2 separate regions of the Mus musculus genome follow, and region 1 is linked to region 2. The links are chromatin loops, found by intact Hi-C in ENCODE. Cell type or tissue: heart. All regions are shown on one strand. Links, peaks and the distances in the headings refer to the core of each region. The heading gives the core; the rest is flanking DNA.

Evidence for each region. Hi-C counts contacts between places; a loop is a spot of excess contacts. Peaks named below come from ENCODE experiments on the same cell type or tissue, not always from the same donor. Only the 100,000 strongest peaks of a DNase experiment are listed, where the experiment ranks them.
Region 1: it touches region 2 in a loop (2.8-fold over the local background); 2 of 42 quality-filtered maps call a loop at or near these places.

What each region holds. Positions count from the first base shown.
Region 1 is chr11:99,053,576-99,064,793 of GRCm38, forward strand. No RefSeq gene overlaps it. Among named protein-coding and RNA genes, the nearest start is that of Igfbp4, 18 kb to the left of the region's middle. In heart, for the core only: a CTCF peak has its summit at 7,926 (motif pointing left); a DNase peak (open chromatin) is centred at 7,036; H3K27ac peaks cover 1,365 bases.
Region 2 is chr11:98,975,193-98,987,087 of GRCm38, forward strand. It overlaps Gjd3 (gap junction protein, delta 3), which reads right to left and starts at 7,828. Exons shown (of 1, transcript NM_178596.3): 1 at 4,755-7,828. The coding sequence starts at 7,824. The coding sequence ends at 6,988. In heart, for the core only: a CTCF peak has its summit at 6,994; DNase peaks (open chromatin) are centred at 6,919, 7,569 and 8,559; H3K4me3 peaks cover 2,450 bases; H3K27ac peaks cover 2,881 bases; H3K27me3 peaks cover 3,731 bases.

The sequences.
Region 1 (11,218 bases), core at 3,040-11,039, 79 kb after region 2:
AGTGGCTTGTCCCTGTCCTTGTCCTCCAGTCCCCTCCCTGATCCAGAGACTCACAGGCTCCTGACTTCACTAGCTTCCAACTTCCTTACTTACCTGGACTTTCTACAGAGGCCTCTAGCTTGGCTTTTGCCTGCAGCAGGAGAGAATAAGGTTAAGAATGGTCCCTTCAGCCCCTGGCCGGCTCCTTTTGGGGCCCAGGCCAAGGCATGTTGAGGTAGTGGGGTGGTGTAGCCTCAAGATTAACTTTCGGGTTTCTTGGCCAAGGGCATATTTCTTTCCCTAAGGCACACCTTCGAACCCCTGCTTCTTTAGCCCCTCTGGAGAAAAAAAAAAAAGCAGAGCCAAGCTTATTAACACATACAGAGGCTCATGTCTGTATGTACTCTGTGTGTGTGTGTGTGTGTGTGTGTGTGTGATTGTGGCTTAGTGATTCCTGAACTGTGGAGTATATGCTTTTTGTTTTTTGGGTTTTTTTGGGGGGGGTTGTTTTTTGTTTTGTTGTTTTTTTAATTTTTAAAAAAATATTTATTATATGTAAGTACACTGTAGCTGTCTTCAGACACTCCAGAAGAGGGCGCCAGATCTTGTTACGGATGGTTGTGTGCCACCATGTGGTTGCTGGGATTTGAACTCAGGACCTCTGGAAGAGCAGTCAGTGCTCTTAACCGCTGAGCCATCTCTCCAGCCCCTGTTTTTTGTTTTTTGAGACAAGGTTTCTCTGTGTAACCCTGGCTGGCCTGGAACTCACTCTGTAGACCAGGCTGGCTTCAAACTCTGAAAGCCTCCCGAGTGCTGGGATTAAAGATGTGCACCACCACTGCCTGGCAGATTTTATTTATGTGAGTACACTGTCGCTATCTTCAGACACATTAGAAGAGGGCATCAGAACCCATTAGAGATGGTTGCGAGCAACCATGTGGTTGCTGGGAATTGAACTCAGGACCTCCGGAAGAGCAGGCATCTCTCCAGCCCACATTGAGTGGATCTTTATTTTAGGGAGTAAACCGTAGGCTTTGAAGAAAGCTGTCCAGCGCCAGGTAACAGCGTGCTTTGGAGGGGTTTCACATTTCACACAATCACCCTTCCTCTTCTGTGTAGGTTGACTTATGTCAAAGAAAAGAAAAGCAACACTGCGTTTGCATGACATTCCCAGAGTCAGAGGTGCCCTCCTGTCCTGGCCTCCACATGTCCCTGAATGTCCCTATGGTCCTAGGACTGGCAGCTTAGGAGGGAGATGGCAAGGACCAGACTTGTATATCCTGAGAACTGAGGTCCTGTCTTCTCTGCTCTGTTCTGCCACCACAAGAAATTTATTCTTTCTGGACTAGCAAAGTGGCTCAGTGGGTAAGGGCACTTGCCACCAAGCCTGAAGACCGGAGTTCAGTTCCCGGGACCGACATGGCAGAGGGAGAGTATCAACTCCTGCAAGTTGTCTTCTGATCTCCACAGGCACACAGTGGCGTATGCACGCTCACACACTACAGTCCCAATCTCTGTCTCTCGCTTATACACACAAACACATAAAAATATATGCAAAAAAGTTATTTCCTTCTACGGGGGTGGGGGTCTCTTGGCTCATCCATGCGCTGGCATTTAGTTCCCATTCCCATCACTCAGTGGACATCAAACCTTGATCTGCTGAGGGTGGGTCAGCCTTCTGCCTTACCATCTAGAAAAGCCCTGAGGTTTAGCTTCTGCCATTCCCTAGCTCCTTCCAGAAAAAGCCTATCATCCCAGCCCTTTGGCCCTCTGCCACCAAGCTGCTCCAGGATTGTCATGACCTGTGCAAGGACTTGGGCACCAGCAAAGTTCCCCTTCCTGGAAGGCATGTGGTTGTTTGGCAAATGACCGCCCCCCCCCCAAAAAAAAACATTCCTAGCTGAAGAAATTCCCACCGTGTTTCAGGCCCTTGTGATAGATAACGCCACCTCTGATGGAGGAGAGGGTAGGGATGTGGATTGAAGGTTTTGGGAAGCCAGGAGCAGCTGAGAGGAAGGTGAGAGGGGAGGGGCAGTTGTAAACACAGGAGGAAGGAAAAGCTACCAGCCTTTGGGCACACACATTGTGGGGGACCGAGAGCACCTCAGTCATCAGCCAGGGATCTAATTAGATCCTGCCCATTCTGTCTGAGGCCCCAGGGGTTGGGGAGGGTTGAGGTCAGAGGGTAGAAGGGGAGGGGGTTATGCAGATAATTAGAAACACACTCCCCTGAGTGGCAGGCGCCAGAAAGACCACCACTCCCCTTTCCTTCTTTCCTCGGGGTCTTGAGGTCACCTCTCAACCCCCATGTAGACGAATCCCAGCCAGGCTGCGGGAGCCTGTGAGTCTAAACTCCAAGGGTCTGGCTTCCCAGGCCCTTACACAGTCTCTAAAGTGCAAACAACATATTTTCACCATGCAATGGTATTTAATTACACATAAAAACAGAGCCATTAAACTGAAATTAAGCCCTTGTTGGAATCACTTAATTCAGGGCATGACAAATTGCTTTCAGCGGAGGCGGCAGTGTGGTCCCCTGGGGTGGAGCTGGGGGGGAAAAAGAATGGAGATTAGCGGCTTCCACAGCTGGCTCCATCCACTCATTCTCTTGGTCCCTTTCCCAACTCTAAATTCTGAAACTGGGGCCAGAACCCTCTTCCTAAAGACCACCCAAGCCAAGGGGGAGAGGCTCTAGATGCACTCAGGATGACAGGAACAGGAGGTTGGGAAATCACTGTACCACTGTTCAACTCAGTTATAGACAGCCCAGGCTCTATGGATGGGAAAGTTGAGGCCCAGATGCTAGGATTAGGATCTTGGCACCCAGCCATGACCACAGATGTTCCATTGTTTCTCCCCCCACCCTCCTAAGCTGATATCATTGGATCCTGGGCCTAGAGAGAAGTTGGGGCTGTGTAGTGAGGGTTGGAAACCAGAACTGACCTTTGGTGACTTTCTGGGGACAGCTTTGGAGTCAGACTCCGGAATCGGACAAACCAGGTTATTCACTGTTTTGGTTAGGGTCTTAATTGCTGTGAACAGACACCACGACCAAGGCAACTCCTATAAGGACAGCATTTCATTGGGTCTGGCTTACAGGCTCTGAGGTTTAGTCTATTATCGTCGAGGTGGGAGCAAGGCAGCATCCAGGCAGGCACGGTGCTGGAGGATTCTACATGTTGCTGAGGGTTCTACATGTTGTTCCAAGGTAAACAGGAGAAGACTGCCTCCCACATGGCTAGGAGGAGGGTCTCAAAGCCCATCTCCAGAGTGACATACTTCCTCTGACAAGGCCACACCTCCTAATAGTGCCACTCCTTGGGCCAAGCATATTCAAACCACCACACTCAACATCCCTGAGACGTTGGTCTGGTGAGACCTTTTATAACAAATCTAGCAGAAATGAAGATATTCTAAAAAAGATACTTCTGTCTCTTAATTGGACAATGGACTCCAAAGCAATAGGATGTTCTCCAGAAACATTCGGCTGGGGAAAAGGGAAAGGTTCCACCCAGAGAGGGAACTTGACTTTCGGAGAGAGACTTCACACAGTTCCAAGGACTTGTCAGACCTCCTTACAGAAAGAGACTGAAGCCCCAACAAGGATCACTTACTGGTGAGCAGAACCACACCCTGGCCAGGACAGCTTGCATGTGCCTATCTTTGGCTCTCTACTTAAACTGTAATCTCACTTGAGGTCCTTGGAAGACAGACTTGGGGGAGTTCTCAGCATCTCTTTGTTCTTCTTCCTGGCTCTTGTAACTGGCTTATGGAGGATAGGTGACCACAGCACAAGTTGTGACCCCAAGTTTGGCAACCACAAAGGGACAGAGACATAATTTTGCGGTGCCTACCACTTGAAGGGGGTTGGGCCTGGGGTGGGAGTCAAGATGGAAGTTCCCATCAGCTTCTGGAGTCACTCTAGTCCAGGGACACTGTCTCCTCTGTCCTCTTCAGGGCCATCGGCTGCCTTTTACCTGTTTACCCTGGCAAAACAAACATTTTGCTATTGCACATAGAAGACACACTTGTGCACAATCTATTTACAATAGCTAGCAGCATTCCCTAAGTTTATAAGGGAATTCAGAATTTGGTGGTTGGCATGTGTACTGGCTAGTTTTATGTCGACCTGACACAAGCTAGAGGCATCAGAGAGAAGGGAACCTCAATTGAGAAAATGCCTCTATAAAATCAGATTGTAGGCAAGCTCTAGAGCATTGTAATTGATGGAGGAGGGCCCAGATCGTTATGGGTGGGGCCATTCCTAGGTTAGTAGTCCTGGGTTCTATAAGAAAGATGGCTGACAAGCCCAGGGAGCAAGCCAGCAAGCTCCATGGTCTCTGTATCAGCTCCTGACTCCATGTTCCTGCCCTGCTTGAGTTCTGGTCCTGACTTCTTTGATGATGAACTGTGTGATGTGAAGAATAAGCCAAATAAACCATTAATTCCCCAAGTGACTTTGGTCATGGTGTTCCATCACGATAATAAGACAGAGCTATAGACTTGTTCTTCTAAGCCAAAGATTCTAAATTTTCCTTTAGAAATTGCTTCTGGCAGGGAGTGGTGCTGTGTGCCTTTAATTCCAGCAGAAGCAGGGAGATCTCTGTGAGTTCAAGTCCAGCCTGGTTTACATAATGAGTTCCAGGACAGCCAGGACTACAAAATGAGACCCCACTCCCCATCCTCTGCAAAAGAAGTAACTTCTATATATGTTTTGTACATAACCATGAAGCTAACTGTTGCTGACATTGACTCTGTGTACAGATGCCTCTTAGACTATGTAAGCGTTCAAATGGATCTCTGTGAGTTCGAGGCCAGCCTGGTCTACATAGGGAGTTCTAGACAACACCACGCAGAGAAACCCTGTCTAAAACAAACAAACAAACAAACAAACAAACAAACAAACAAACAAACCCACAACTATGTAAGCCCTCTAAGGAGTGATAGGTATTAGATGCTTGTAAATCCTCATAGTTAATTTTCAAAATAGTTCTTCTTCTTCTTCTTCTTCTTCTTCTTCTTCTTCTTCTTCTTCTTCTTCTTCTTCTTCTTCTTCTTCTTCTCCTCCTCCTCCTCCTCCTCCTCCTCCTCCTCCTCCTCCTCTTCCTCCTCCTCCTCCTCCTCTTCCTCCTCCTCCTCTTCCTCCTCCTCCTCCTCCTCTTTCTCCTCCTCCTCTTCCTCTTTCTCCTCCTCCTCTTCCTCCTCCTCCTTCTTCTCCCTCCCTCCCCCTCCTCCTCCTCCTCCTCCTCCTTCTTCTCTCTTGTTTTATGTAAGTGTGTGTCTTCCCTGTATGTATGTCTGAGCACTATTCAAGTTCCTGGAACCTACAAAGGCCTGGAACTAGGGTTAGTAGCGGTTACGAGCCATCTTATGGATGCTGGGAATTGAACCTAGGTCACCTTGTGGGTGCTGAGACTTAAACCTGGGTCCTCCGGAGGAACAATCGGTGCTCTGAACCATGGAGCCATCTCTCCAGCCCCTTGTTGGTTGTGTTTTTGAAAAGATGTGTAACTAGCTGTTGTCTTCAGCTGGTAGTTGTGTCGTTAAAAACATATAGGTGTCTGTAGTGTTCTATAGAGACGTGGCGTGGGGATTTTGATCCCAGGTTGGGGGACGGTAAGTAACAGAGGCTGAGGAGTGATCCTTTAGGATCACTTTAAGCAACCGAGGTTAGGTATTTCACGTGTCCTGGGGGTGCTGTCCTAGTGTCTCACATCATGGGACAAACAGAGAACAAAATGGCTGGTTGATCAGCAATTGTCTTCAGAGAATCTTGTTCAGAGACAAGGGAGGAAGCTGTCAGAACTGAAATAAAGGCACCTTGGGAATGGCAGCCCTTGCCTTGTAATTCCAGGGAAGCTGAAACAGGGGGATCAGAAACTTGAGGCCAGCCTACAGCTCATGACTTCACTTACAACCAACAAGGGGCGGAATAATTAGTCCTTTAGTGAGATGCTCTGTGTTTCCTTCCCAGAAGCCCTGCCGCAGCACAATCACTCTCTGGTCTGTGGCCATGTGTTCTTGCTGGTCTGCCTGCTTTTTCTCCTGTTCTTCATGTTATCCCCTTCCCAAGCTTGCTTTCCTTAACACTTGGGGTTTTGACCATACTTTTGGGCTTCTTTACTCTTCCTCTGAAGTCTCCATTCTCACCCTGAGCCTGCATGTCTGCTGTGTGTCTGACCTCTAGGGCTAGCTTAAAGGGCATGGCTTTTCCCCCCTTCTCTCCTCCATTCCCTGGGCAGCTGTTGAAGTTTACAGCTTGTCAGCCCTGGACATTTTTCTTTGGAATTGCTTATAAAATTGTCCTTGAGCTTCTGTTTGAGTCCATTCCTGAATTCTTTTATCAAGGAGACTAAGAACCCCCAAGAAGGGAATCTTAACTTCCCTATTAGGTTTCCCATCTCCAACCTCCTTACTTGTGTTCCTCTGGGACCTGGGAACCTGCTCTCCCTGTTGTCACCATTTGTCATGGTGATTGGAGACCTGTCTGAAAAGTCAGTGCTCAGGAATGGCAGGAGACACCTAAGGGAAGTCGGGGCAGGGAGAAAGAACGGCTTTCCCTGGTGACCCAGAAGTGTTTCTGTTAGCTGGTAGACAGCAGTATTGGGTGCAAGAGGTGCAGCTGTGAACATCTTCTGTGGAGGCTTGAAGGAGCAGTCAGTCCTTCCTTCCAGGAGCAGCACCTCACACCCCACCCCTGAGGCACAGCTCTGCTGCAGGTTGCTAAGTAAGGACTGACCACGCCTGTTCCCTGGTTCCTTGGTGTGGCTTCAAGATCATCCTCTTTAACTTTGACTGCCTTGGCTTTGGCAGAGAGGTTCTTACGCAGGGCACTGGGGCCTGGTAGCTTCCCCCAGCTGCAGAGGGCCGCCTTAGAAGCCTGGCAGCTACACCAACGAATGCTTTAGAGGGGTTGCTTCCATCTATCCGCTTGTCCTTGGTCCCTGAGACTGAGGTGACCCAGCTGGGTTGTGAACAAGCTAAGACAAGCTGCTCAACCCACACACACAGGTTGCTGGGAGAGTGAGGTGAGGTTGCAGAACTGCTGGCCTGGCCCACAGCAGCTGCTGGGGGCTGCCCAAGGCAGGCTTGGGTGCTGGCAGGCAGGCAGGCATGCGCAGTCAGGGGTCAGGTGGGGGAATCTTTGGTTGTTTCTTCCTCCTGGTGTTTGAGCCAGATCTTCCAAGCTAGAGGAGATGGGAGAGAGGGGAGCAGGGGGCCTTTCTCCACCCAGGGGAAATTAGACCAGACTGCTCAGGAAATCAATGCAATTTTCCAGCATCGTGGAAGGTTAGTTGGACAATAGGGTATTTTTTTCCCCCTTCAAAACTTTTTTTTTTAAATAAAGAGAGAAGTCCAATCGCTTTTGGCCGACTTGTTTTCCGACTTCATTTCTCAGCCATAGCTGAAGGCTTCTCATTCAATGTGACATGTGACTGCTTGGTGACCCTGGCCTGGTCTGCAGTTGTGCCAGGGGTCAGGCCAGGCCAACTGGAACCCATGCTCCCTGGGTCTGTGACCATCTCTTTCTCAAGAGCCCTACAGTGGGGTCTGTAGGAGCCTCTGTAGCCTGCCCCAGTTGCTTATCCCTAAAAGAGAGAATGAACTTAGGAGCTGGTGACTCTTAAATGCTAGGCACATAGGGGCTTACATGTTGGTGCACGCCTTTAGTCCCAACACTCAGAAGACAGAAGCAGGAGGATGTCTGTGAGTTTGAGACCAGCCTGGTCTACATAGCAAGTTCCAGGACAGCCAGGGCTACATTAGTGAGACCCTATCTGGAAAAACAAAAACAAACAAATAAAAATGTATATAAGTTGGGGCCTTGAAAATACTGAAGAGGGCTGGAGAGATGGTTCAACGGGTTAAGAGCACTGCCTGCTCTTCCAGAGGTCCTGAGTTCAATTCCCAGAAACCACATGATGGCTCACAACCATGTATCATGGGATCTGATGCCCTCTTCTGGTGTGTCTGAGGCAGTGACAGTGTACTCACATACATAAAATAAATAAATTTAAAAAAGAGAGAGAATGAAGAAATATTTAAAAAAGAAAGAAAGTACTGAAGATGCTCCCACCCACCCCTGACAGTGAGTGGTCAGGCAAGGTTGCCCACCAGAATGCAAACAGCCCTTGTCCTTTTTCATGGGGACTGTCCTTGGGGCTCTAAGAAAGAAAAAGGCCTGGCAGGCTGAGGCAGGGTCACTTCCAACCCTACTCTGTACAGATGATGGAGTTGTGGGGAACACGGCAACTTTGGGGAGAGTGGGGCTGTGTCACATCAGAGAAGAGACAGCTGAGCGTGGGTAGGTAGAGCAGGGCCAGCTCTGGCTGGGTGGGTAGCCAAGAAGACCAGGTCTGGGAGCAGCCTACGTGCAAAGACGCATGAGGGTGGGGTACGGGCAGGCCTTGACGGGACACCTGCTTGTCTGAGCCACAGGCAGAAGCACGTGACGAATGAGGACAGTGTTCTTACCCCAACAATTCACCTTGAGGTTGGAGAGGGGAATCTTCAGGCACCTGGATAAACAGGGACATTCAGGCATTTGAGAGACAAAGCTGTCGGGATAGTCACTTGGGAAGATGGATGGAGAGGCACGTAGAAGAGCCCGTGACCCCAAGTGAGAGGCTTGGATGTGTGAGCACCTGGGAGGTCCCTGGGGCCAGGCTGTGATATTCTAGGCTCGGGAGCAGAGGAGGGAGGTTGGGGGGTGGGGAGAATTACCTTTGCCCTTGCTTTCCATCCTCAGCGGCCGCCCACTGACTGTTCTGGGTTTTCCATACCCTGTTCTCCAGCCTATTTAGTACTACCACTCATGCCAGCCCCAGGGCCTTGGCACATGCTGCTCCCTCAACCCGAATCACTTCTTTAATCATCAGCGCATCAACCTTCAGGCCAGTGGCACCTCCTTTGGCAGCTCCCCTGCCAGTCCGTGTACAGTATCTTCCCTCACCTTTTCTTTTATTCCTTTTCTTTTTGTTTTGTTCCCTCCCTTTCTTCTTTTGACAAGGTCTCAGTAGCTCAGGCTAGTCTGGAACTTACTATGTAGCCCAGGCTGACCTTTAACTAGTTAAGGTAACCCTCTTTCTTTGAACTCCTGAGTGTTGATTCTAGGCGCCGGCCACCACCCATGTGCAGCCTTCTCCATTTTGTTTGCTTGTTTTTGTTTTGTTTTGTTTTCTCAGACAGTGGTTCTCTGTGTAGCCCTGGCTGTCCTTGAACTTGCTCTGTTGACCAGGCTGGCCTCCAACTCAGAGATCCACCTGCTTCTGCCTCCTGAGTGTTGGGATTAAAGCTATGTGTCACCACCCCGTCTTCTGTGATTTTTTTCAAATATTTACTTTTCTGTTTCTCTACAACTTGTGAGCTCTTATTTGTTTTCCTTTGGGTGTCCTGAGCCTGGCACACAGTAAATACTCAGTGAATTTTTGCTGAATGAATAAATGAACAACAAAGGCGACAGCTGAGTACTGTGGGCAGGTAAGACAGCAGGACGGGGCGGCGGGGGGTTCCTTCTCCTGTCTACTCCTGTCCTGGGCCCTGATGGGTCTTAAGGAGAGTGTGGTGGGAGGGTGTGTGTTCATGTGTTCCGTCAAGGAATAACAGTTTGTGTAGCTCCTAGAGCGGCTTGCAGAGGGGGAGGTGCACCAGAAATAGAAGGGGTGTGTTTCCCCAGTGTCCTGATCAGCTCAGGGCTGGAGACAGAGAGGGTCCCCAGGGTTCCCCCCTTTTTTTCACTCCTTATAAGATAGCTCAGCACATTGTATCTTTTGGGCTGTGAGCTGCAGCCTCTCACTATGCATCCCTGGCTGGCCAGATGGCCATTGATCCTCCTGTTCCTGCCTCTCAGTGTGAACCGCCCGCCTGGACTGATGCTTTCTAAGAAGCGGGGAATTTTCTTCCTGCCATGCAATCTCTGGGGTAAACCTGTGTGAGCACCCAGGGAGGCCATGGCTGTTTGTGAAGCAGAGAGTGCTTCCAGCAGGGCCTGCCATGCTGTGCTCTGATCTCTACACCTAGCCTTAAAGGAAGTAAGTATCTAATCTCTGAGGCCCCACAGTGCGGTATTTGTCACACGAACCTGTGCTGAAGGAGATGGGATCTCCAGTCTGGCTTTTTTCTCACAAGGTCCTCTTAGATTCCTAGAGAAGCAGGGACCCAGATCAAGCAGGGTTACAGCCCCTCTCTGCTGAGGTGTTTCTTGTCCTGCTCTGAACTCCAAGTCCTCAGATTCCTCACTCCTCACATTCCTCCTAGCCCCAGGCTCAGATCCCATCTCCTGCCCCACAACCATACTTCAAAAGCCCAGATCTGACCAATTCCTCTTAGTGGAAAAGCCCTTTGATGTCTCGCCACCGTCATTACCTCTAGAGTGAAGTCCAAGTGAGTTATCTTGATAGCTGTGCATTGCACAACCAGTTCACCAGTACACAGTGGTCCTGAAGCTAACTTCATTTATTTTATTATCATTATTTTTAATTTTGGCTTGTGTGTATATGAATGTCCTGCATGTGTGTCTAGTTTCTTTGGAGGTCAGAAGATGGTGTCAGATGCCCTGGAACTGGCGTTGAACATGGTCTTAAGCTGCCACATGGATGTTGGGTATAAAACTTGGGTTTTCTGCAAGAGCAGCCAGTGCTTGTTGGGCAGTGGTAGTGGACGCCTTTAATCCCAGTACTCGGGAGGCAAAGGCAGGTGGATCTTTGATTTCGAGGCCAGCCTGGTTTCCAGGCCAGCCAGGGCTACACAGAAAAACCCTGTCTCGAAAACCAAAAATATAACACCACCCACTGCCAAAGGAATAGCTAATGTTAATTGCTGAGCCATTTTGTAAAAGAAAAACAAATAAATGAACAAACAAACAAACAAACAAACAAAGAACATTCTCTAGACATTCCTGACCAGGTACCGAAGGTCCTGATGGCCCTGGGCTTCTTTCATCTGCTCCTTGGTGAACTTTATATATAGCCACATTGAACACAATACATGTTTTCTCATGTAATCATGCTGAATGCAGCACGTTTTCTTATGTAGCCACATTGAATGTAACACATGTTTTCATACCCCTGCTTCATACACACACTTTTTTTTAAAATTATTCATTTTATATGTGTGAGTACACTGTAGCTGTCTTCAAACACATCAGAAGAGGAAGGACATCAAATCTCATTACAGATGGCTGTGAGCCACCATGTGATTGCTGGGAATTGAACTCATGACCTCTGGAAGAGCAGTCAAC
Region 2 (11,895 bases), core at 2,392-10,391:
TCCCCACAATCTGAGAGAGGAAGCCAGTCCTTGGCCTCAGAGCCCCTGGCCTTGAAGTTACCCAGTGACAGACCAGTGGCTACACTTGATGTTCACAATCCTGCCACTATCAGTTCCTTACTGTCATATCTCAGCCCAGGGAAACCAATGTCCTTCCTTGCCCAGGGTGACACACAGTGGCAAGTTGAGCACTCAGGGTCCCTGCTCAACCTGGGGTTCTTCCTTGGGGAAACACTTCTGAGACACCAGATGCATCACATACCCCAAGGTGCTTGGAGTCCCTCTGTCCTTGGCAGGGAAGCTGAGCCAACCGGTTCTTTCCCTAGAGGCTCTAGCCATGTCTATGTCAGCCACTAGGTGGCAGCAGCTGCTCACTTAACTCACTGTCTCGGGAGCATTGGGAAGATACTTCACTAGTAATTTTCTTTTTCTTTTTTTTTTTTAAGATTTATTTATTTATTTTATGTATGTGATATACTGTCCCTCAGATCCCATTACAGATGGTTGTAAGCCACCATGTGGGTGCTGGGAATTGAACTCAGGACCTCTGGAAGAACAGTCAGTATACTTAACCGCTGAGCCATCTCTCCAGCCCCCACTAGTAATTTTCAAACGTGGTTATTTAGCTGAAATAAATGTACATGGCCTTACAAGAACCAGTATGTGCTTGAGGAGGCATAGGCAATAGGACTACTACAAGTTCAAGGCCAGTCTGGTGTATAACACAGCAAGTTCCTGGACTACATAGTAAAATCTTGCCCTAAAAAAGGAAAAACCAGGGTATTTGCTATCACATAGCATTATAAAGCAAGAACAAAGAGTAGGGGATTTCACTACATTAATAAATACTTTAAGGCTGGAGAGATGGCTCACAACCATCCATAATAAGATCTGACACCCTCTTCTGGGTGTCTGAAGACAGCTACAGTGTACTTACATATAATAAATAAATCTTTTTTTTAATTCATTTCTTTATTTGATGTATGTGAGCACACTGCCACTCTCTTCAGGCACTCCAGAAGAGGGAGGCTGAGGCAGGCAGATCTCTGAGTTTGAGGCCAGTCTGGTATATAGATTGAGTTCCAGGACAGCCAGGGTTACACACAGAGATACCCTGTTGAGAGAGAGAGACAGGAGGAGAAAAGAAACTCAACTGAGGAAGGGTTCTGGGTTAGCAGTGGTTCAAGCAAGTGAGTACTTGTTCAGCATATGCAGGTCCTGAGGTCTGTCCCCAGCACAGAACAAACAAGAAATAGGGAAACTAAAGAGAGGGTGGAGGTACAAACTGACCTATCTAAGGTCCAGAGACAAAAAGGGGGAAACATTGTTTCATACACAAAATAGGTGAACTGACAACTTTGTACAATTCATGTTTCTGTGTGCTTGCAGATAGATACCCACAGACTCTAAGAGGATGGTGGGTTCCCTGGAGATGGAATCACCTGACATGGGGTGCTGGGAACTGAGCTCAAGCCCTCTGGGAGAACAGTATGCCTTCTAAACTGCTCAGCCATCTCTCTGGGCCCTCCAAGTGGCTCTTGACTGTGTGAACAAACGTCCAATAGGACACTAAGTTGTGTGAGGCCTGGGTGACATGGCAGAGCAGGAAAGGAGCTTGCCAGCAAACCTGACACCCTGAGGCTGATCCCCAGGACCCGTGTGAGCAGAAAACCAACTTCCACAAGCTGTTCTCTGACCTCCATATTCATACTGTGGACACACATACACGTGTGCACACAGATATGTAGTAAAATACTTTGAGGGGCTGGAGCGATGGTTCAGCGGTTAAGAGCCCTGACTGCTCTTCCAGAGGTCGTGAGTTCAATCCCAACAACCACATGGTGGCTCACAACCATCTGTAATGAGATCTGACGCCCTCTTCTGGTGTGTCTGAAGACAGTGTCACAGTACTCAAATACGTGAAATAAATCTTTAAAAAAATTTTTTTTGAAAGTTTGTGTGATGATTTTGTGTATATTTGAAATTCTTCAGCTACCTATTTTTTGAGATTTTATACTTGCATATACTGAATTTGATCAAATACACCTCCATCCCCACTCCCCCACTTCTGCCCCCTCGCCAGTGCCCCCAACAACTTCATGTGCCCTTTTAATTTTTTTATATTTTATTTCCATTAGTATTCTGCCTCCATGTACGTCTGTGTGAGGGTATCAGAACCCCTGGAACAGTTGTGAACTGCTATGTGGGTGCTGGGATTTGAACCTTGGTCCTTTGGAAGAACAACTCATGTTCTTAACTACTGACCCATCTCTCCAGCCTCATGTGCCCTATTTAAAAACCCACTGAGTCTACTTGGTGCTGCCTATGCACCCATAGGTATAGGGCCACCTGCTAGATCATCCCTGAAGAAAACTCACTCCCTCTCCGAGGAGCTAGCAACTGCCAGTAGCTCCGCAGTTGGGGTGGGGCTTGGTGACCCCCTTTCCCATTCACTGTGGCTGGCTTGACCTGAGCCTACAGTATCTTTTAGGCAGGGTCTCTCACTGAGCCTGGAGTTCACAAACGTGGCTGGACCTGGACGGGCTGGCCAGCAAGCCACAGGACTCCACTGCCTCTATACCCCTGCATTTGCATCAATGGGCCCATTGTTTTTAGGTGGATGCTAAAGATCTGATCTCGGTTCTCCTGCCCTCAGGCCAATCGCTTTACCACAGGCTACACCATCCCTCCAGCCTCTGGAACTTTACAGATAAGCTTTGGCGAGCTATCTTGAGGTTCATTGTCCCTTTCCACAAAATGCTAACAGGACATTTTGACAACAACCTAAAAGAGGCCCGTGTGTTGGTGAGGCCCCTCTTGGCGGAGTGTCTTCCCTGTGGTGACTTGCTGGGCCTGAGCTGTCTTTCCTGTTCCACAGTTCGTTGCTGTGAAGCAGTTTCTCCAGATTTTTCTGTTTTTGAGACAGGGTTTTGCGATGGAGTCCTGACTTGTTTAGATGCTACGTTTGGTGCTCCTCACAGAGCTCCTCTCGCTGTGCCTCCCAAGTTCTGGGATTAAAAGGGAGCACGCTCACACCTGACCTGTTTTATTTTTTAAGACATTGTCTGTCTTTTTATGTAACCCAGGTCTAGTGGTGACATTTTGAGTGGGATTTTTTAAAAAATTTATTGTTAGTATTTTTTTTTTCCTGTCCTGTGAGAGTTTATCCTGGGTGCTCACAATGATTAACAACATTCTTCATCTCTGTTGGTCTTGCTCTGTAGCTCGAGCAAGCCTGGAATTTTGAGATTCTCCTGCCTCAGCCTCTTAGAATCTGAGATTACAGTTGTATGCCGCCACACGTAGTTCACTCCAGCCTACTCAACCCTCTGTTTTTTGGACAGGGTCTCGGGTATCCCAGGATGGCCCTGGATTCACTATATAATCAAGGATATAACCCAGCATTTCTGATCCTCCTGCCTCCACCTCCCCGTGCCTGGGGATCGAGCCCATGGTTTCCCTCTCAGCAAGCACTCCACCAAACTGCACTCCGCCTGCAGCCTCTACACTTTGGATTCCCATAATGCCTCCTCGGAGGCTATGGGAATGTCGCCTGGAGGCAGACACACCCCTAGCTGAGCTCTTGTCGTGCCAAAACTCATCTTCCTTCCGCAAACAGAGGACAGAGGGACTCGGAAGATCAGTAATGGACCAAGTCAGAAGCGTTTCCCTATGGAGACTCGGGAATCTATGCCAGATGAGTCCCCTTCCTTCGGGACACTAACTGTGTGGGGTGTGGGGATAATTAGGTGGCTTGTTGTGATCAGAATTTGTCAGCAGCTCACATCTGGTTGTGAGTGACTATGGAGAAGGTGCGGCTGCAGAGGCTGGGACAAGGGTGACAGAAGCAGCATTCAGCCCTGAAGGGAGATTTATGCTGGCAAGGCTAAGTTCAAAAGGCGCTATCTAGGGCAGGAGCAGAGGCTGTGGGCAGCTCTAGGCAACAGACGATCCTGGGCAGCTGCTGCAGGGGCGGAGAACACCAGACACAGGAGATGCTGATGAGAGAGGTGTAGGTGACTGGTGTCTTACAGAAAACAAGCTGCAGATGCTTGGACAACAGCTGGCAGAGGTGGTCCCACCAGGTGGAGGTGCGCCAGTAAGGGAGTGGACCACACTTGGGAGGCAGAGGCAGGCGGATTTCTGAGTTTGAGGCCAGCCTGGTCTACAGAGTGAGTTCCAGGACAGCCAGGGCTGCACAGAGAAACCCTGTCTCGAAAAACCAAAAAAAAAAAAAAAAAAAAAAGATCTGATGGACTGTTTCTAAGTTGCTGGCCACTCCTTACCACATCCATCCATGTTCGATCAACTCCAGCCACACTAGTCTCTCTGTTGGCTTTGGCACACCTCCACCTCGAGGTTTGGCACTGGCTACCTGAATACCTGAATGCTTTTCTTGGAAACGGCTTCATGACTGGTCCCTTAAGTGTCACCTCCTCAGGAACATCGCTCTCCCCTTATCTTTTCTGATGTCTTTCCCACCAAAATGCAAACTCTATGAGGACAGAAGTGCCAGCCTGTAGATGTAGGTGCCCAACATCTGGATCTGGGCTGCATGTGCCAGCCAGCCACACCCGTGTCTGCAGACTGGGCTGGTTTGAACTGGCATGTACCTTATGTGTACAGTACACTCTAGGTTGGTGTGAGAAAAAGAATGGGAAATATCTCCTTGATCCTTGCAGACACTGACGGACGATGCGCTCAAGCGGGACTGTTTTGGATAAGGTAGGTTAAAGAAAACAACACTACTTACATTAATCTTGCCTGTGTCCGTTTGCTTTTTTAATGTGGTTGAATGAAAATTGGAAATTACATTGTAAGTATGGATGTGTGCTTTTAATCCTGGCAGTGGGAGCCAGGGACAGTCTCTGAAGTCACTGAATTTGAGGTCAGCCTCAAATTGAGTTCCTAGCCAGCCAGGGCTATGTATCTATCTCAAACAAAACAAAAACAAAACAAAACAAAACACAAAACCCCAAAAATCCTATCTCAGAAATCAAAATCAAACCTAAATATTACATTGTGTCTCATGTGCAACTGTATTGAATGTGAGTGATCTTGAACCGCTATTGTTGAGTGACTGTCTTTGGAAGGCAGCTGGACATCCACGAGTATGCTTGAGTGGAGGGTTCCAGGCTTTCGACCCGACATCCGAGAACCAGACTCGTCCACTGGGAGTGCGGGCGTGGGCTTCAGCATGGTGATGGAGTGATGGAGCCCAAAACACTATATGTCATGCCCAGATGGTACGAGGCTGGAACACAGGGTGCCTGACTGTAGCTCAGGGCAGAGAAAGCCATGCCTTGAGGCACATTTTCTTCAAATGAGACCAAAAGACAAAGGCAGGCAATGGGGGGGGGGCAGGCCTTCAGAAAGTAAGACTGCACCCAACAGCATGTCTAAAACTGGCATACCAAGTGGGCATGCTTGCCGGGGACAGAAACTTCAGGCTGGTTTGACGGATGGCAAGGTAGGGGTGGAGGCCCAACTAAGGGGAGCCTAGTGTGCAGCAAGCCTGGGGAAAAGGCTGGTTGTACCCCAAGAACAGGGAATTCCCCTATGGCCAATAAGGCTATGTAGAAAGCTCCCAGGGCATACAAAGGCCAGAGGAAGGCTGGTGTGGGGGAGAACGAGCTGTTTGGGGTATGGTGGCTAACGGCAGGGCCTGGGCAGTGGATCTGACAGAGCCAGGGGTGCAGGGGAAGGCAGCCAGGCCTGCTCTGTCAGGGCTTAATCACTTGGTCCTAGTGAGGGTATTCAGGATGGCCACACAGGTGACAAAGGAGGAACACAGGTGAGAGGACAGAACGAAAAGGGTGACAGAGCCATGTGGCATCTCTTTGGAAAAAAAAAAAGTCGGTGGCGCACACCTTTGATCCCAGCACTCGGGAGGCAGAGGCAGGTGGATTTCTGAGTTCGAGGCCAACCTGGTCTACAAAGTGAGTTCCAGGACAGCCAGGGCTACACAGAGAAACCCTGTCTCGAAAAACAAAAACAAAAAGTCTAGGCTAGTTGCAAGGGAATGGGGACCCAGAAACACCTCTCTTTGAAGGGCAGCTTTCCTTGACGATTGGTAGGAGTCAGTCACATTTATAGATTACAGGGAACAATGGCAGGTGGGACCAGAGATGAAGTAAGCCGAAAGCACAGCACTGTTTCAAGTCGAGCCCCACCCCAGTCCCAGTCAGCCTCCAAGGTGGAGCTTAGCTACCCTGCCTAGCCACTGGGCTACCCTGCCTGGCCACTGGGCCCAGAACACATCTGACTGAACAGGACTGTTTGCTGTCAGTTCCTGTTGGGGACAGAGTTGCCTCATAGGTGGCTGGGTTAGTGACTGACAGTGGTGGCGGATGCACACACAGAATGTACGTGTGTATAGGTGTGTATACAGAGCTAACACAGGACGCATGCGTACATGCATCCACACAGAGCCTTCAAGGACATACATGTACATTTCTGTGCACGCAGGCATGAACCCAGGTCTCTATCGCCTGTCACTTGGGAGATGTATACGTGTGGACACACGCATGTGCGGACCCTCACAAGCATACACATGCAAATACACACAGCTCATAGAGGTTTACTATGCTTGAGCAGCCAACCCATCTGAGTGTGTCCAGAGAGAGTGTGTGCAGAGCGCTCACGGAAAACCACTCTTCTCTGAATTAGCAGGGAACCTGGGAATGTTGCCATCACTGTTGATTTTTGTCCCCGGTGCAACAATCAGGTCACCCACGGCCGGTTTGCCGCCTCTCAGGGGAGCCCTTGGCGTCCTCCCTTTCCGCAGGGATCACAGCACCGAGGAGCCTCCCTGATTTAACACGGCTGCCGTAACCAGCACTAGGAAGTGCGACACCTCCCCCACCCGAACCCTGGCGGTCCCCTCTGCTCATCTTCTGCTCAGGCAGGGTCCTACGCAGTCTTTCAGAAGCAAAGCCTTCTGCCTCCAAGGACCCGGGTGCTGATATCCAGCCTCCGATCTCGCCGCTAGATGGCCAGGTCCTGGCGCACGGTAGCCAGCGACGCTTTGCTGTGGCCGCTGCCGCCTTCGCCCTCGCTGTCGCCTGCCGGTGAGCGGTGCGCGTAGGCTGGCGGGCCGAAAGGGTCGGGGTCCCCGCGCTGCGATGGCAAAGAGGGCGACGGCGGCGGCGGCGGGAGCAGCTTGGCGCGCTGGCGACCCTTCCAGAGCAGGTGACCCAGCTCCGCCACGCTGAGCAGCGCCGACAGCAGCCCGACGGCGAAGTAGAAGACCACGAAGACGGTCTTCTCGGTGGGCCGGCTCACGAAACAGTCGACCGTGTGCGGACAAGGTGGCCCGGCGCACGCGTAGTGCGGGTCCACGCGGAAGCCGTAGAGCAGCGCCTGGCCGCCCAGGAAAGCCAGCTCGGCGAGCAGGCGCAGAGCCACGCTCAGCAGGTAGCAGCGGCGCGCGCGGCGAGCGCGCAGGGCGCACGGGGAGCACGGCGCCTCGGCACGCCCGCGCGCGCACGGCGGGGCCAGCTGCGCACCACCCGCCTCCTTGCTGGCCTGGTGCATGGAGTAGATGACGAACAGCACCGGCGGCGCCGACAGCAGCAGGATGTGGAAGAGCCAGAAGCGGTAGTGGGACACCGGGAAGGCGCGATCGTAGCAGGTCTGGCGACAGCCGGGCTGCAACGTGTTACACACGAACTCCTCCTGCTCGTCCTCGAACACCGCACCTCCCACCGTGGCCAGCACCAGGATGCGGAAGATCAGCATGATCACCAGCCAGAGACGACCCACGAGCGGCGACTGTAGCTGCACCGCGTCCAGCAGGGAGCCTAGGAACGCCCACTCCCCCATGACGCTGGGGACGAGGAAAGGGGGTAGTCACAGGCTGGGGCGGGCTGAATACCCCCTGTCCCCCGCCACCCCCCACCCCCACCCCCACCCCCGTCCCTCAACAATCTCGGAGGGCGCCAGGGAAAGAATATTTTCTGGGGTTTAATGAGTTAATGTCAGAGTGTGAGGATAGTCCATCCTCAGCTATGGGATTCCTTCATATGGGCATAGAGGGGTGCTGAGGAGGGATTTCCCCGCACACCTGGCCTGGGCCTGCTTGGCTAGGGAGACCCTAAGGTTCCCCAGATTCTAGGTTCTTCTTCAGGGCCAACCTTGCTGGCCTGGCTTTTTGTGCCAGGAGCAAGAGCGGCTACTGGAGTCTAGAATTCTACGTTCCTTCTGTTTGAGACCCCTGGGAGCAAGGGGAGGGCCAGGCCGGGTGAGCCCCCACTGTCTCCTTTCTCTCTCACCTCGCAGCAGGGAACGCCTTTTGGGGTTGGAAGCTGACACAGAAGCCTGTTTTTCCAACTTAGGATCTCTCGCCCGCCCTCAATCTTCCCTTCCTCACCAACCTCAGCCAAGGAGACCGGGCACAGCCCCCTCGACTCCTCTCTGATAGCAATTATCAAGCATCTCTTGTAAGCCTCCCCAGACACACAGAATACACCACGTCCCGTCCCTGTAGACCCTTAGTGGCCTCTAGATGTCCCCAACCCCACTTACCCCGGGACCTGGGCCTTAGAGCTGAGCGGAGGACCTTGAGAGACAGCTGGGACCTGTCCCTCTGGGTCCCTCTTTCATTTTCCTTTTTGGCTTTGGCCGGGATGGATGATAGGACAAGTATGGCTGAGAGGGGCTAGCTCTCCCCCTTCTCTTAAAGGGACAGGGTGACCTGTGGTCCGGCTCCACCCTGGAAATAGATCCAGGGCCACACCCCTTGTTGGGTCCTTCCTGCCTTCTCTTTCCATCCCTTACCCCCCATGCCCATCCCATAGCCATGTCTCCATCTGGCGATGGACGGAGGCTAACTAGAGCTACATTTTTTTTTTTAATTGAGGGAGCCAGAGAGATCAATCATGGGAACCCTATCTCCTGGCAGACTCCTCAAACTGAAGACTAGGTCCACCACAACCAACTGACCCCATTTTTGAAGGGTCTTGTGGGCCAGAGGGAGATAACTTCGGCTTTTAGGGGACAACAAATATGGCTTTGGGGGGGGGGGGCTTTTGGTTCTGCCACTATTGGACCTTGGATGAGCCATGTAGGTCACTTGGGCTAAGATCTCTTGGTCTGTCACCTGAGCCAGCTAAACTCTAAGATTCTTACTTTGTTCCGAGACAGAGTCTCGCTGTGTAGTTCAAGCTGGCCAGGACCTTACCGTATAGGCCAGGCTGCCCTTGAAGTAAATGATCCTCCTGCCTCAGCCTCCCAAGTGCAGGACATTAAGTATGCATCACCACACCCGTCATAGTCGCCCATCTTAATGACCAGGTCTCAGCTGTGTTACAGAAACCCCAAACCCAGTGCTTGGAAATACTCCGTGAGGGCATCAGGAAGATGTGGAGATAGCTGGCTACCGTGGTTAAGCCAAAGCTCTGGTCTTTCCTACTCAGCAATGTCTAGGTTTACCGTGAGGTGTGTGGCACCTCATAAGGTCAACAGCAGTGAGAAAAGCTTCTGCCAAGGATTTTCTAATATGGAGCTTTGTCTACCAGTCTAGGTGCGGGGAGATGCGGGACCATGATAGACAATCCACGGGGACCCGAGTGGGCCAGGAAGAGGGACTCCCGATTTAAGATGGTGTTTTTCTCCCTTCTGTCTACCTCAGTCACCCACTCATTCAGTCTTCAGCTACCCCGGCACTATTTACAGCCTTACAGCCGGGGAAACCGAGGCTTAGAGAGTCACACATGCGCAGTCAGTGAAAGGCGGACCATGAACTCACTCTTGGCCTCAATGGTTCTGGAGCGCATGCTCCCTCACAGCTTGCGAGGGAAAACTGCCACCTCTCTATACCTGGGTGGGGTCTTGCGTGGGGCTGAGGGTCTCAGCACTGAGGTGGGCTGTGCGTACTCCTATGAAGGGATAGGTCATTAGTCCTCACGTACTCCGTGATATTTTCTCCCCCAGTCAGTACAAAGACCTGCATGGGTTTCTGTCTGTTAACAGTGGGTCCCTAATGGGAAATGTGTTCTCTACTGATTGGCTCAGTCAGGGGTCTAGCCCAGCCTGGAAAAACTTTTGGTTAACTCCAGCTTGGGTGTGCCCCTGAACGTTTCCATCCTCCTGCAGGGTCCCTTAGAAATAGGCCTGGGTGTGGGGGCGCTACCCTGGATAAAATCCAAGAGAATAGCACGTGCTGGAACCCCACATTCTGAAAACAGGATGTGAGGTGGAGCACCGGGCGACCCCTGCCACTCACTTCCGGCCGAGCTGCCGTCTGCACCCTGTCCTCAGCTATGGAGGCTCAGGGTCACATCTCTTCTTTCCTAACTACCCAGGAATGGTCCCAGCCCCAGCCCCCATTGCTCCTGCTTCGTCAGGCTGGAAAAAGCCCACCAGACCCCACCCCACCTGAGCCCACCCGACCCCACCCAGTGTGACTCTGCAGGGAGTGGGATCGTGCCACAGAGATGCTAGGGTGGGGCAGCAGATGGAGAGCCACTGTCACTCTGCCCTGTCCCCCACCTAGCTCCCCATGCCAGAGGAGACTCTACAATCTCTAGGACCCAGTCCTAGATAGCCGTGGGCAGCCCGGGAGGTGTTGCTGACAATACCCAGAGCTGGTGGCATTGGCCCTTCTTGGCCCTGCTTGAAGAAGTTCTGGGCTGAGAGGGTTCTTCTGTGTCCCAGACACCTCAGTCTGGCTGTGGAGCCATAGTCCCGCATCAGTCACAGGTGGACATACACAGGGGCGTGGACGTGTTCATATCTAATAAGTTCATAACAGTACCGTAATTGACACATGACAACATTTTTTGAAAATGAAAGAAATAAGCAAAAACAAAACAGAAAAACAACAAAAAAACCCAAGGCCGAATGGAATCTCTCCCAGCCTGCTCAGTAGTATTGCTATTTTTGAATGTAATTCCTGCTTTCTATCCCTTCCTGCCTTTCTCTTCTGTACTGATCATTAGAGATTTTGTCTGTTCAGCTAAACATATAAGCGAGGTTAGTGGTGGGACATTGCGTGCTCCCTTCTATGTCACCCCCAGCACCTAGAATACTTGGAGCCACATGAGACACTGAAATATCTGTTGGTTGGCTAAAAGGCAGTGAGCGAGAGGGTGGCACAGTCAGAGCGTCCCAGTCCCCTGCCGGCTCCTCTCCCTGTTCTCCTGGACTCTGTCCAGTAAGTGTCTCATTCAGTATGAGAGTACCATGCAAAATGTACAGGCCTGGGCAGAAGGGCCAGCTCCCGAGTCGGGTCAGGGGCTTGGGTGGGGAAGGGGTGGGAGTCCTCCAGCATTTCCGGTCCTTCTGTAGCCATCGTCAAACCTGCGCGGCTCCTGAGTATAGGCACAATGTTACGTGCATACTCTGTAAAAATTATCTTTATATTCAAATGCCGATGTCTCTGCCTCAGTGTCTGGTTGCAATGCAGACAGGGTATTGGAATGCTTATTCTAAGTGTCTCCTGCCTCAATGCTGTGTGGGCTTCGCTTCCCATTTATTCTCTGACTTGTCAATAAGAGCTGATCAGCCAATAGGGCTGAACTTCCCTCCCAGCCAGGAGAGGAGGGATGGAGAAAGAAGTGGGGACTGGACAAGGAGAGAGAGAGTCTCGGAGACACGGTGAGAAAACCCTTGGAGCCCAGAGAGCCAGCAGGTATCTCTGGGATTCTGGCTGGGAGGTACAGATTCTTAGTTTAGAGGATTAAAGTGGAATACCACTGCTCAGTTGTTGTGCCCTTCAAGCTTGTTAAATATAATAATCCAGTCTTAATCATTTGAGAGCTAGTTGGGTTAAGAGGAAAACTGTAACAAACACTTATTTAAAAGCCACTAACATCTGAGCCTTTGAACCTTTCCCACTGCTGTATGTCCCGGGACACCTCACGATGGCAAGGCCTTGGCTTCTCTACTCTTGTA